2 separate regions of the Homo sapiens genome follow, and region 2 is linked to region 1. A link is an interaction called in ENCODE POLR2A ChIA-PET data of the cell type or tissue named here. Cell type or tissue: OCI-LY7. All regions are shown on one strand. Links, peaks and the distances in the headings refer to the core of each region. The heading gives the core; the rest is flanking DNA.

The links. ChIA-PET counts read pairs that join two places held together with the same protein. Peaks named below come from ENCODE experiments on the same cell type or tissue, not always from the same donor. Only the 100,000 strongest peaks of a DNase experiment are listed, where the experiment ranks them.
Region 2: POLR2A ChIA-PET joins it to region 1 with 11 read pairs; 2 of 35 experiments call an interaction of 5 or more read pairs at or near these places.

Annotation. Positions count from the first base shown.
Region 1 is chr9:137,118,659-137,125,102 of GRCh38, reverse strand. LOC124902353 (small nucleolar RNA U13) reads left to right here and starts at 1,495; the gene lies at 1,495-1,594. In OCI-LY7, for the core only: CTCF peaks have their summits at 3,429 (motif pointing left) and 3,634; DNase peaks (open chromatin) are centred at 1,512, 2,412, 2,979 and 3,277; H3K4me3 peaks cover 2,398 bases; H3K27ac peaks cover 3,610 bases.
Region 2 is chr9:136,716,140-136,721,711 of GRCh38, reverse strand. DIPK1B (divergent protein kinase domain 1B) reads right to left here. Exons shown (of 5, transcript NM_152421.4): 2 at 4,001-4,135. LOC124900276 (cuticle collagen 2-like) reads left to right here. Exons shown (of 5, transcript XM_047424334.1): 5 at 1-4,430. The coding sequence starts at 1,437. The coding sequence ends at 2,372. Among named protein-coding and RNA genes, the nearest start is that of DIPK1B, 6.4 kb to the right of the region's middle. RefSeq lists an enhancer at 2,223-2,272. In OCI-LY7, for the core only: no CTCF peak of the experiment used is centred there; a DNase peak (open chromatin) is centred at 2,073.

The DNA.
Region 1 (6,444 bases), core at 1,357-5,356:
CTGCCTCAGCCTCTCCGAGTACCTGGGATTACAGGCGCCGGCCACCACGGCTAATTTTTTATATTTTTAGTAGAGATGGGGTTTCACCATGGTCTCGATCTCCTGACCTCGTGATCCACCCGCCTCGGCCTCCCAAAGTGCTGGGATTACAAGTGTGAGCCACCGCGCCCAGCCTAATTTTTTTATTTTTTAATTTTTTTTGAGACAGAATCTAGTTCTGTCATCCAGGCTGGAGTGCAGTGGCGCGATCTCGGCTCACTGCAACCTCCACCTCCTGGGTTCAAGCTATTCTCCTTTCTCAACCTCCCAAGTAGCTAGGATTATAGGCGCCCACCACCACGCCTGGCTAATTTTTGTATTTTTAGTAGAGTCGGGTTTTCACTGTGTTGGCCAGGCTGGTCTCAAACTCCTGACCTCGTGATCCACCCGCTTTGGCCTCCCAAAGTGCTGGGATTACAAGCATGAGCCACAGCACCTGGCCTAATTTTTGTATTTTTAGTAGAGACGGGGTTTCGCCATGTTGGTTAGGCTGGTCCTGACTTCAGGTGATCTGCCCACCTCGGCCTCCCAAAGTGCTGGGATTGCAGGCATGAGCCACCATGCCCAGCCTCAAAGGTTGAAATAATACAGTATGTATATACACACACGTGGGTGCACATGTGTGTGTGTCTGTCTGCCTCCTAGGCCGGAGTGCAGTTACATGATCCATAGCTCACTGTAGCCTTGAACTCCTGGGCTCAAGTGATCCTCCCATCTCAGCCTCCCAAATAGCTAGGACTACAGGTGCACACCACCACACCTGGCTAATTTTAATTTGTAGAGATGGGATCTCACTATGTTGCCCAGGTGGGTCCTGAACTCCTTTCCTCAAATGAGCCTCCCACCTGGGGCTCCCAAAGCACTGGGATTGTAGGTGTGAGTTAGTGTGTCCATCCATCAAAGTATGTTTTTCAGCCACAATGGAATGACATTAGAAATGAGTAACAGGAGGCCAGGTGTGGTGACTCACGCCTGTAAACCCCAGCACTTTGGGAGGCTGAGGCGGGCAGATCACCTGAGGTCATGAGTTCAAGACCAGCCTGGCCAACATAGTGAAACCTCCTTTCTACTAAAAATACAAAAATTAGCCAGGCATGGTGATGCGTGCCTGTAATCCCAGCTACTCGGGAGGCTGAGGCAGGAGAATCGCTTGAATTCAGGAGGCAGAGGTTGCAGTGAGCTGAGATCGCCTCACTGCACTCCAGCCTGGGCAACAAAAGCGAAACGCTGTCTCAAAAAAAAAAAAAAAAAGAAAGAAACGAGTAACAGGAAAAGCTGGAAAATTTGCAAATCTGTGGCAATTAAACAACATACTCTTAACCAATGGGTCAAAGAAGAACTACAAGGGGAGGTAGAAAATACTTAGAGATGAATGAAGACGAGAGCAGAAACTACCAGAATGTATGGGATGGAGCCAGGTTGTGCTCAGGTGGAAATTAACGTCTGTAAACACTGATTTTTTGTAGTTCCTCAGTGTGATGATTTGGTTTCACACTCATGTGAGATGTGCTTTTCTCAAACCTTCTTACAAAGTCAGCGCCTTACCCATCTGACCCCCAAAAACACAGTATGGTCCCCCAGTTCCACTTGCCGTTTCTCTTGTCCTGACAGAAACGTAGGGTTCCTTGACCGCTCTGTGACCTAGCCAGCTGCGTGGTTTTTTTTTTTTTTTTTTTTTTTTGAGACGGTGTCTCGCTCTGTTGCCCAGTCTGGAGTGCAGTGGTGCAATCTCAGCTCACTGCAACCTCTGCCTCCTGGGTTCAAGCAGTTCTCCTGCCTCAGACTCCCAAGTAGCTGGGACTACAGGCGCCCGCCACCATGCTCGGCTAATTTTTGTATTTTTAGTAGAGTCGGGGTTTCACTATGTTGGCCAGGCTGGTTTTGAACTCCTGACTGGGTGATCCACCCGCCTCAGCCTCCCAAAGTGTTGGGATTACAGGCGTGAGCCACCGCGCTGGCCCCAGCTGCGTGTTTTTTCCACATGCTTTTAATCCCAGCTACTCGGGAGGCTGAGGTAGGAGAATCACTTGAATCCAGGAAGCTGAGGTTGCAGTGAGCCGAGACTGAGCCACTGCACTCCAGCCTGGGTGACAGAGGTAGATTCTGTTTCAAAAAAAAAAAAAAAAAAAAAAAAGAACAAGATGCCTGCTTCACCACTGCTATTAAATATTGTACTGAAAGTCCTGCCCAGGGGCAATTACATGAGAAAAAGAAATAAGAGGCATTCAAATGGAAAAGAAGGAAGTAGAACTATCTCTATTCACAGATAACATGATCCTACATATAGAAAATACCAAAGAATACACAAGAAAGCTACTAGAGTTAGTAAACAAATTCAGTAAAGTTGCAGGGCGTAGTATCAACAAGAAAATCAGTTGCATTTCTGTGCACCTGCAACGAACAGTCCAAAAAGGAAATGAAGAAAACGATTCTATTTATAACAACATCTAAAAAGTAAAATGCCAAGAAATAAATTTAACCAAGGAGGTGAAATACTTGCACACTGAAAACTACAACACATTGCTGAAAGAAATTAAAGAAAACCTGAATAAGTGCAAAGGACCCCTCGTTCGCGAGTAGGAAGACAGCATTGTTAAGATGTTAATACTTCCCTAAGCGATCCAAAACAATGTTGAAAAAGAACAAAGTTGGGCCAGACGCGGTGGCTCACCCGTGTAATCCCAGCACTTTGGGAGGCCAACACGGGCGGATTACGAGGTCAGGAGTTCAAGACTATAGGGTCCAGCCCTACTGTGCCTGTGTGTTTTTCTCTTCATGTGCAGAGATGAGAGATCGTAGAAATAAAGACACAAGACAAAGAGATGGAAGAAAAGACAGCTGGGCCCAGGGGACCACTACCACCAAGGCATGGAGACCGGTAGTGGCCCCGAATGCCTGGCTGCACTGTTATTCATTCGATACAAGGCAAGGGGGCAGGTAAGAAGTGTGAGTCGTCTCCAGCGATACGTAAGGTCATGTGAGTCACGTGTCCACCGGACAGGGGGCCCTTCCCTATTTGGTAGCCGAGGCGGAGAGAGAATGGGGACAGCTTATGTCATTATTTCTTCTATGTATTTCTCGGAGAGATCAAAGACTTTAATACTTTCACTAATTCTGCTACTGCTATCTAGAAGGCACAGCCAGGTGTACAGGGCGGAACACGAAAGTGGACCAGGAGCGTGACCGCTGAAGCACAGCATCACAGGGAGACGTTTAGGCCTCCGGATGGCTGCGGGCGGGCTTGACTGATGTCAGGCCTTCCACAAGAGGTGGTGGAGCAGAGTCTTCTCTAACTCCCCTGGGGAAACGAGACTCCCTTTCCTGGTCTGCTAAGCAGTGGGTGTCTTCCCAGGCACTGGCGTTACCGCTAGACCAAGGAGCCCTCTAGTGGCCCTGTCTGGGCATAACAGAAGGCTCACACTTGTCTTTGGTCGCTTCTCACCATGTCCCTTCAGCTCCTATCTCTGTATGGCCTGGTTTTTCCCAGGTTATAATTGTAGAACAGAGATTATTATAATATTGGAACAAAGAGTAATGCTACAAACTAATGATTAATATTCATATATCATCATATCTATATTCTAGTTCCAGTATAACTATTCTTATTCTGTATATTTTCTTTATTATACTGGAACAGCTCGTGCCCTCGGTCTCTTGCCTCGGCACCTGGGTGGCTTGCCGCCCACAGAGACCAGTCCGGCCAACATGATGAAACCCCGACTCTACTAAAAATACAAAAATTAGCCGGATGTGGTGGCGGGCGCCTGTAATCCCAGCTACCTGGGAGGCTGAGGCAGGAGAATCGCTTGAACTTGCGAGGCAGAGGTTGCAGGAGCCGAGATGGCGCTACTGCACTCCAGCCTGGGTGACAGAGCGAGACTCCGTCTCAACAAAAACCCAAAAAACAACAAAAAAAAGTTAAAACTATAAAACTCTTAGGAAAAAAACGGGATAAACCTTCACAACTTTTAATTTGGCAACAGATTCTTAGAAATGACACTAAAAGCACAAGCAACAAGAGACCAACAAAGTGGATGTCATCAAAATAATTTCTGCACATCGGCCGGGCGCGGTGGCTCACGCCTGTAATCCCAGCACTTTGGGAGGCTGAGGCGGGTGGATCGGGAGTTCAACACCAGCCTGGCCAAGATGATGAAACCCCGTCTCTACTAAATATCCAAAAATTAGTCGGGCGTGGTGGCGGGCGCTGTAATCCCAACTAAACTCTGGAGGCTGAGGCAGAGAACTGTTTGAACCCAGGAGGGGGAGGTTGCTGTGAGCCAAGATCGCGCCAGTGCACTCCCGCCTGGGCAACAGAGTGAGACTCTTGTCTCAAAAAATAATAATTTTTGCACTTCAAAGACAGTATCAACTGAATAAAGAAGCAACCCACAGGAAGATTTGAAAATAACATATATGACAAGGGATTGAGATCTAGATTATTTATTATTTAGTTATTTTTTTTTGAGACAGAGTCTCGCTCTGTTGCCCAGGCTGGAGTGCAGTGGCGCGATCTCGGCTCACTGCAAGCTCCGCCTCCTGGGTTCACGCCATTCTCCTGCCTCAGCCTCCCGAGTAGCTGTGACTACAGGTGCCCGCCGCTACGCCTGGCTAATTTTTTTTTTTTTTTGAGATACAGTCTCCATCTTTTGCTTAGGCTGGAGTGCAATGGCACGGTCTCAGGTCACTGCAACCTCTGCCTCTCAGGTTCAAGTAATTCTCCTGCCTCAACCTCCCGAGTAGCTGAGATTACAGGCGCCTGCCACCACGCCCAGCTAATTTGTGTATTTTTAGTAGAGACGAGGTTTTACCATGTTGGCCAGGATGGTCTCGTTCTCTTGACCTTGTGATCTGCCCGCTTTGGCCTCCCAAAGTGCTGGGATTACAGACATGAGCCCCTGTGCCCGGCCGAGATCCAGATGATTTTTTTTTTTTTTTTTTGAGACGGAATCTCACTCTGTCGCCCAGGCTGGAGTGCAGTGGCGTGATCTTGGCTCACTGCAAGCTCCGCCTCCCGGGTTCACGCCATTCTCCTGCTTCAGCCTCCCAAGTAGCTGGGACTATAAGCAGCCACCACCACGCCCGGCTAACATATATATATATATATATATATATTTGTATTTTTAGTAGAGACGGGGTTTCACTGTGTTAGCCAGGATGGTCTTGATCTCCTGACCTCGTGATCCACCCGCATCGGCCTCCCAAAGTGCTGGGATTACAGGCGTGAGCCACCATGCCCGGCCAATCCAGATGATTTTTAAAAATCATAAAACTCAACAAAAAACAACCCAATTCAAAAATGGGCGAAGGATTTGATAGGCATTTTTCCAAAGAAGACATACAAATGGCCAGTCAACACAGGGAAAATGTTCAACATCACTAATCGTTAGGGAGATGCAAATCAAAACCACAGGCTGGACATGGTGGCGCACGCCTGTAATCCCAGCACTTTGGGAGGCCAATGTGGGCGGATCATGAGGTCAGGAGATCAAGACCATCCTGTGTAGGGACCAGCCCTACAGGGTCAGTGGGTCTCGCCCCGTGTGTGGAGATGAGAGAGTGTAGAAATAAAGACAGAACACAAAGAGATAAAAGAAAAGACAGCTGGGCCAGGGGGACCACTACCACCAAGTCGCAGAGACCGGTAGTGGCCCCAAATGGCAGGCTGCACTGATATTTATTGGATACAAGACAAAGGAGCAGGGTAAAGAGTGTGAGCCATCTCCAGTCATAGGTAAGGCCATGTGGGTCATGTGTCCACTGAACGGGGGCCCTTCCCTGCCTGGCAGCCTAGGCAGAGAGAGGGAGAGGAGACAGAGAGAGAGACAGCTTACGCCATTATTTCTGCGTATCAGAGACTTTTAGTACTTTCACTAATTGACTACTGCTATCTAGAAGGCAGAGCCAGGTGTACAGGATGGAACATGAAGGTGGACTAGGAGTGTGACCACTGAAGCACAGCATCACAGGGAGACGGTTAGGCCTCCGGATAACTGCGGGCGGGTCTGACTGATGTCAGGCCCTCCACAAGAGGTGGAGGAGCAGAGTCTTCTCTAAACTCCCCAGGGGAAAGGGAAACTCCCTTTCCCTGTCTGCTAAGTAGCAGGTGTTTTCCCTTGACACTGACGCTACTGCTAGACCATGGTCTGCTTGGCAACAGGTGTCTTCCCAGATGCTGGCATCACCGCTACACCAAGGAGCCCTCTGGTGGCCCTGTCCTGGCATAACAGAAGGCTCGCACTCTTGTCTTCTGGTCACTCCTCACTATGTCCCCTCAGCTCCTATCTCTGTATGGCCTGGTTTTTCCTAGGTTATGATTGTAGAGTGAGGATTATTATAATATTGGAATAAAGAATAAGTACTACTAATGATTAATTATATTCATATATAATCATATCTAAGATC
Region 2 (5,572 bases), core at 262-4,261, 400 kb after region 1:
TCCGGTCCGGTCCCGTCCCCACCATCCTGGCTCCTGTAACAGGACGGCACAGCAAAGGCCACTGCCTGGACATGAGACACACACCACACCCAGTGTCGACCCCACGCCAGGGCCAGAGGCAGGAACCTGGAGGCAGCTCTCCGCCCAGCCGACCCAGCTCTGGACCATCCAGGCATTGGCCGGTGAACTAGAATTCACACTAGTCCCTAATATCTACACCACCAGCTGCCACACGCGCGCTCTCTGCCTGACTCTTCATTCCTGCCTCGGGTGACGCCAGGAGGGAGGATGCACCCCCTGACTCATGGCGCCCTCCCTGCCCGGAATAGTAAGTGAGACATTTCTGAACTTGTTTCCTATGATGGTGCTGACTGGACTGCGTCTTCCATCTGAAGGGCCAGGAGCTGCCCCACCCAGGCAGGGCTTTCCCTGGGACGCCAGGAAGAACAAAAGGGTGGGCTCTTGGTGCCAGAGCGATGGATGGTCAGGCTGGCAGAACCTGGACAGGAGTCAGACACGAGCCATAGGGCCTCTGTCAGAGAAGCAACCCCCTGGACACAGGGCAAACAGCTGGGTGTCATCCCGTGAAGGGCACCGCGTCCAGCCCCTCTGCTCCCCGTCAGGGCGGGCTGCCAGCCATTCTGCACTGGGCACTCATGGGGGCTCTCACGACAGATCCTGATGCCCAGAGCCACACCTGCATGGCAGCTTCTGGCTGGGTTTCCACTAATCTCAGGTGTGGGTCTCCTCCTGTCCCAAGGACTTGGCCTCCCTCTTTGGCCCGGCCCAGCCTTCCCCAGGCTGAGGCAGGAGGACAGGCTGCGGCCTCACTGTTTGCCTCAAGTGCAGCCAGGACAGGGCTCACCACCAGAGCTGACAGTCTCAAGGGTACCCCTGGGGTGGAGCCGGCAACGGAGCCCCAGCCTCTACCTCCTCTCCCAGCCCTCCGAGGCCAGTGCCCAGGCTCAAGCGCTCCGTTGTCAGAGCTGTTTGTCAAGGCTGAGAAAACGGACCCCTGGGGCCCCACAATGACTCCGGGCCTGTCCTTCCCTGTCCCACAGGCCCCCTCCTTAGCCAGACCCCCAGGGAGACTTTGTTAGCAGTAATTACATCAGGCCTGGGGCTGGCTGCCGCCCCTCCTCAGCCCCCACCCTAGCTCCAGGGGCCTGGCAGCCCCTCAATCCCAGCGCCCCACGGGAGGTGATGGAGGGATGGAGCTGGCCCGCCCCTCTGGGGGGGGGAGAATTCCTGGATGTACAGCCTCAGTTGCCATGGAGCCTGGCCAAGCAGGCTTGGAGGGAGCTGGGGAAGGGAGCTGCGGAACACCCCGCCCTCCAGGGTTGGGGAGGAGGGAGGGTCCCCGCCCCCCACACACCAAGGATGGGGACAGAAGTGAGATGGGCCAACTGGAGGCCGAGGACCCCGCCACGTGAGTCATGAAGGCAGCGTCTGTCCCGGCAGCAAGAAAACGCCGGCTCTTCGTCAAGACAGAAAAGGAAAATGAAGGAAAACTGCACACTTGTCCAACCCTCCACCTTGCAGGCAGGCCCTTTGCCACCGGAGTCCACTCCCGTCCCCAGACCAGCCAGCTCCCTGCACCCAGAGCCCCAGACCACACAGCCCCTGCACCCGGAACCCCAGACCAGCCCCCTGCACCCGGAGCCCCAGACCAGCCCCTGCGCCTGGAACCCCAGACCACACAGCCCCCTGAACCCAGAGCCCCAGACCAGCCCCTGCACCCGGAGCCCCAGCCCACACAGCCCCCTGCACCCGGAGCCCCAGACCACACAGCCCCCTGCACTCGGAGCCCCAGATCACACAGCCCCTGCGCCCGGAGCCCCAGACCAGCCCCTGTGCCCGGAGCCCCAGGACCGCAGGAGGCTGCCCTGCTCCTGGCACACAGTGGTGCTGGGGAAGGAGCCTGTGGGCCACACTGCTGTCTGCCAGGCTGGGGCTGGGGCTGGGGCTCCAGGGTCCCCCAGGGGTGGGGAGATGGAGCTGCCTCCATGGTCCTGGGCACCTACCAGCACCTAGCAGAGTGTGGAGAGGCTTCCTCAGAGGCTGAGGCGGGCGTGTGCTTGGCCTCCTCAGGGCCCTTGCCGCACATCGGTCCCCTCACCGCCCAGCCTGTTCCCCGCCTGCAGCAGGGCTCAGTGGGGACTCACGGTCTAGTTCTTGGCCTCGCGAGGGCCCTGGTGGAAGCTGGGACTGGCCCTGCACTGCTGCTGCCTCGTTGTGTGCGCTGGGCCAGCCTCTGCGCCTCTCTGAGGCGTCCAATGCCCCCACGAGGCCGGGCAGGGAACCTCCTCTGGGAAGGAGGGGACGTCTCCATGGCCCCTGGGGTGGCTTCGGGAGAGCTGGGCTTGGCCTGACCTCTGGGAAGGCTCTGAGCAGCCAGGGAAACCCCCACTGGGCAAAGGGCCAGGGCACCCTGGGAAACCGACGCTGCAGCTTCCTCTTGTTTGTGGGGGCACCTCCTCCTGCTTTGCGGCCCGGCACCCAGTAGGTGCTCAGAACCTGCCTGGCCACGTGAATCCTCTGCTCACCCCCACCCGCCCCCACCCACAACATCCCGGCCCGGAGGTCCGGCCCCTCCACCTCCTTGGTCCTTCTAGGAGCTCCAGGGGTGCATCTGATCGGGGCACAGCCTTCCCCACCCATGGCCCCAGGACGAGCCCCATGTGCCACCCTCCGGCCCTGCTGGGCTCAGAGGCCCCCTGGACTTCAAGGGTGAGCAAGGCCTGGTCCAGGGGCCCGGAGGCCTCCCCTGGGCTGGCATGGGCTCCAAACAAGTCCTGGGCACAGAAGCTCTCCTAGCTCCGGACCCCACACCCCAGTCCTCCACTGCCACATCTGGGCCTTTCCACATGTGGCCCCCGTCAGACATGGCTCTGTGGGACACAGGCCTGCCCAGGCCCACCCGGCTAGCTTCATCCACCACCCAGTTGCCAGGAGAGGTGCTCTCCCCATCTGACGGAGGAGACACCGAACCTGGGGTCTCCCTGCACCCAATCACCCTATGACAACCCACAGTGGCCGCTGCTACAGGCCAGATCCTTCTATGCCCAGGCCTGACCCCAAGGGGAGTGGAGGCATCGGAACCCTGGTCATCGGGCAGCCTGGGGTCAAAATTCAGTGGGGGACCTGCCCAGTTCTGGGCGAGTCTAGGGTTTGCCAGGAAGACAGAGCTGGGATGACCTCCCCTCTGAGCTAGTCACAGGGTGTGGAGAGGGGCAGGGGGTCACCTTGGTGTGCACTCATGTGGACACGTTTGCTCCCAGACACACACATGCTCACATACGCCAGGGGACTTAGCCCTATCTCCCTGAGGTGGAGGCTGTGGAGGACCTTGCCCTGCCACCTGCCTCAGGGGACCCCTGGTCCCAGGGGGGCTAGCGAGGCCACTAAGGCCAGCACACGGGGGTCTCTATCCCGGACCAGTGAGGCCAGCACACGGGGGTCTCTATCCCGGACCAGTGAGGCCAGCACACAGTGGTCTCTATCCTGGACCAGTGAGGCCAGCACACGGTGGTCTCTATCCCAGGCCAGTGAGGCCAGCACACGGGGGTCGCTATCCTGGACCAGTGAGGCCAGCACACGGGGGTCTCTATCCCATCCAGTGAGGACACCACACGGGGGTCTCTATCCCGGAGCAGTGAGGCCAGCTGCCCACCCCAGGCTTCCTGCTAAACATCCTCCCTCCCAAAGATTTCTGGAGTCTGCCCTGCCTTCTGCCCCCAGCCCCCACGTCTCCCCCATCCTCCTCTGGACCCCCATCCTCCACACCCAGCCTGAGGCAGCCCCGCACGTCTCCCCCGTCCTCCCCTGGACCCCTGTCCTCCACACCCAGCCTGAGGCAGCTTTGCAGATTCCACCTAGAAACCCACGTGCCTCGTGGGCCCTGGGTCTGGGGAGGAAGGTGTCTCCAGGGCCTGGTGCCCCAGCATCTTGGGCAGCAGGGGGCACGGCCCAGTCCCCAGCCCGCACAAGCAACACTTACAATGACCACCTGGCAGACATGGCCGCGACAGCGCTCCGAGTAGGACGAGTAGTGCACGTACACCAGCCAGCTGCCTGCAAAGACGCCCAGCCAGGCCAGGAAGATGCAGCGGACCCTGAGGCCTGGGAGCCGGCCCTGTGGGGGAAGGGGCTGCGTGAGGAGGTGCCCTCGGGGCACCCAGGCTCAGGGTGCTCTCAACCCCACTTCCCACAGGAAGGGCCTCCGGATCCACCCCAGCCTTCCCCTGCCATCCCCTTGGCCCCCTGGCACCCCCGTCTTCTAGAATCACCCCCAGCTCAGCGACACCCACTCCTGGCTCTGCCTCTCCAGGGTCACATACCAGGGGCTGCAGGGGCCGGAGGTGGGGGCAGGCGCTGCCCAGACTTTTCAGTGTTATGGGCAGGTACAAATAAATGTCAAAACCAGGGGACTACAGGGTGGCCGATTCTTTCCTCTGCTGAATGAAATTTTTTTTTTTTTTTTGAGAGGGAGTCTTACTCTGTAGCCCAGGCTGGAGTGCAGTGGCGCGATCTCGGCTCACTGCAACCTCTGCCTCCCGGGTTCAAGTGATTCTCCTGCGTCAGCCTCCCGAGTAACTGGGACTACAGGCATGCACCACCACGACCAGCTAATTTTTGTATTTTTAGTAGAGACGGGGTTTCACCATGTTGACTAGGCTGGTCTTGAACTCCGGACCTCAGGTGATCTACCTGCCTTGGCCTCCCAAAGTGCTGGGATTACAGGTGTGAGCCACTGTGCCTGGCCGAATGAAGATATTTTTACAAACCCTTCCTATCCTGATCTCATTTCATAACATCGTCACCTCCGCACAAGGCCAGGTGAGCGCGCCCACCGCGAGAGACACTGCCCCTATTTTTCCCACCGTCCACCGTAATGCAGATTGGTGGGAAGTTCCGGCCGGACCAGACCCACAAGGAGAACCAGGTTTGGAGAACGGGGCCCTAGGAGCCCAACGCAGCCACATCCTGGAAGCCTTTAAGAGACGCAGGCGGGCCGGGCATGGTGGCTCACCCTGTAAACCCAGCACTCGGGGAGGCTGAGGCGGGCAGATTGCTTGAGCCCAGGAGTTTGAGACCATCCTGGGCAACATAGGGAAACCCCGCCTCTACAAAAATACAAAAATTAGCTGGGTGCGGTGGCTCACCCTGTGATCCCAGCTCTTTGGGAGGCTGAGGTGGGTGGCTTGCTTGAGCTCAGGAGTTCGAGACCAGCCTGGGCAACATGGCAAAACCCCATCTCTACTAAAAATACAAAAATTAGCTGGACATGGTGACTCACGCCTGTAGTCCCAGCTACTTGGGAGGCTGAGGCTGGAGGATTGATTGAACCCGGGAGGTTGAAGCTGCAGTGAGCTGTGACCCCACGCTACACTCCAGCCTGGGTGAGAAAGCGAGACCCTGTCTCAAAAAAAAAAAAAAAAAAAAAAGACACAGACTCAGACACCGATGTTCACAACAGCCCAGGGGTGGGCAGTCCTTAAGTTCACAGCCGGGGGATGGAAGAGCAGCTGCGTCTATCCTATCCACACTGCGGAGTGACTGTGTCCTGAGA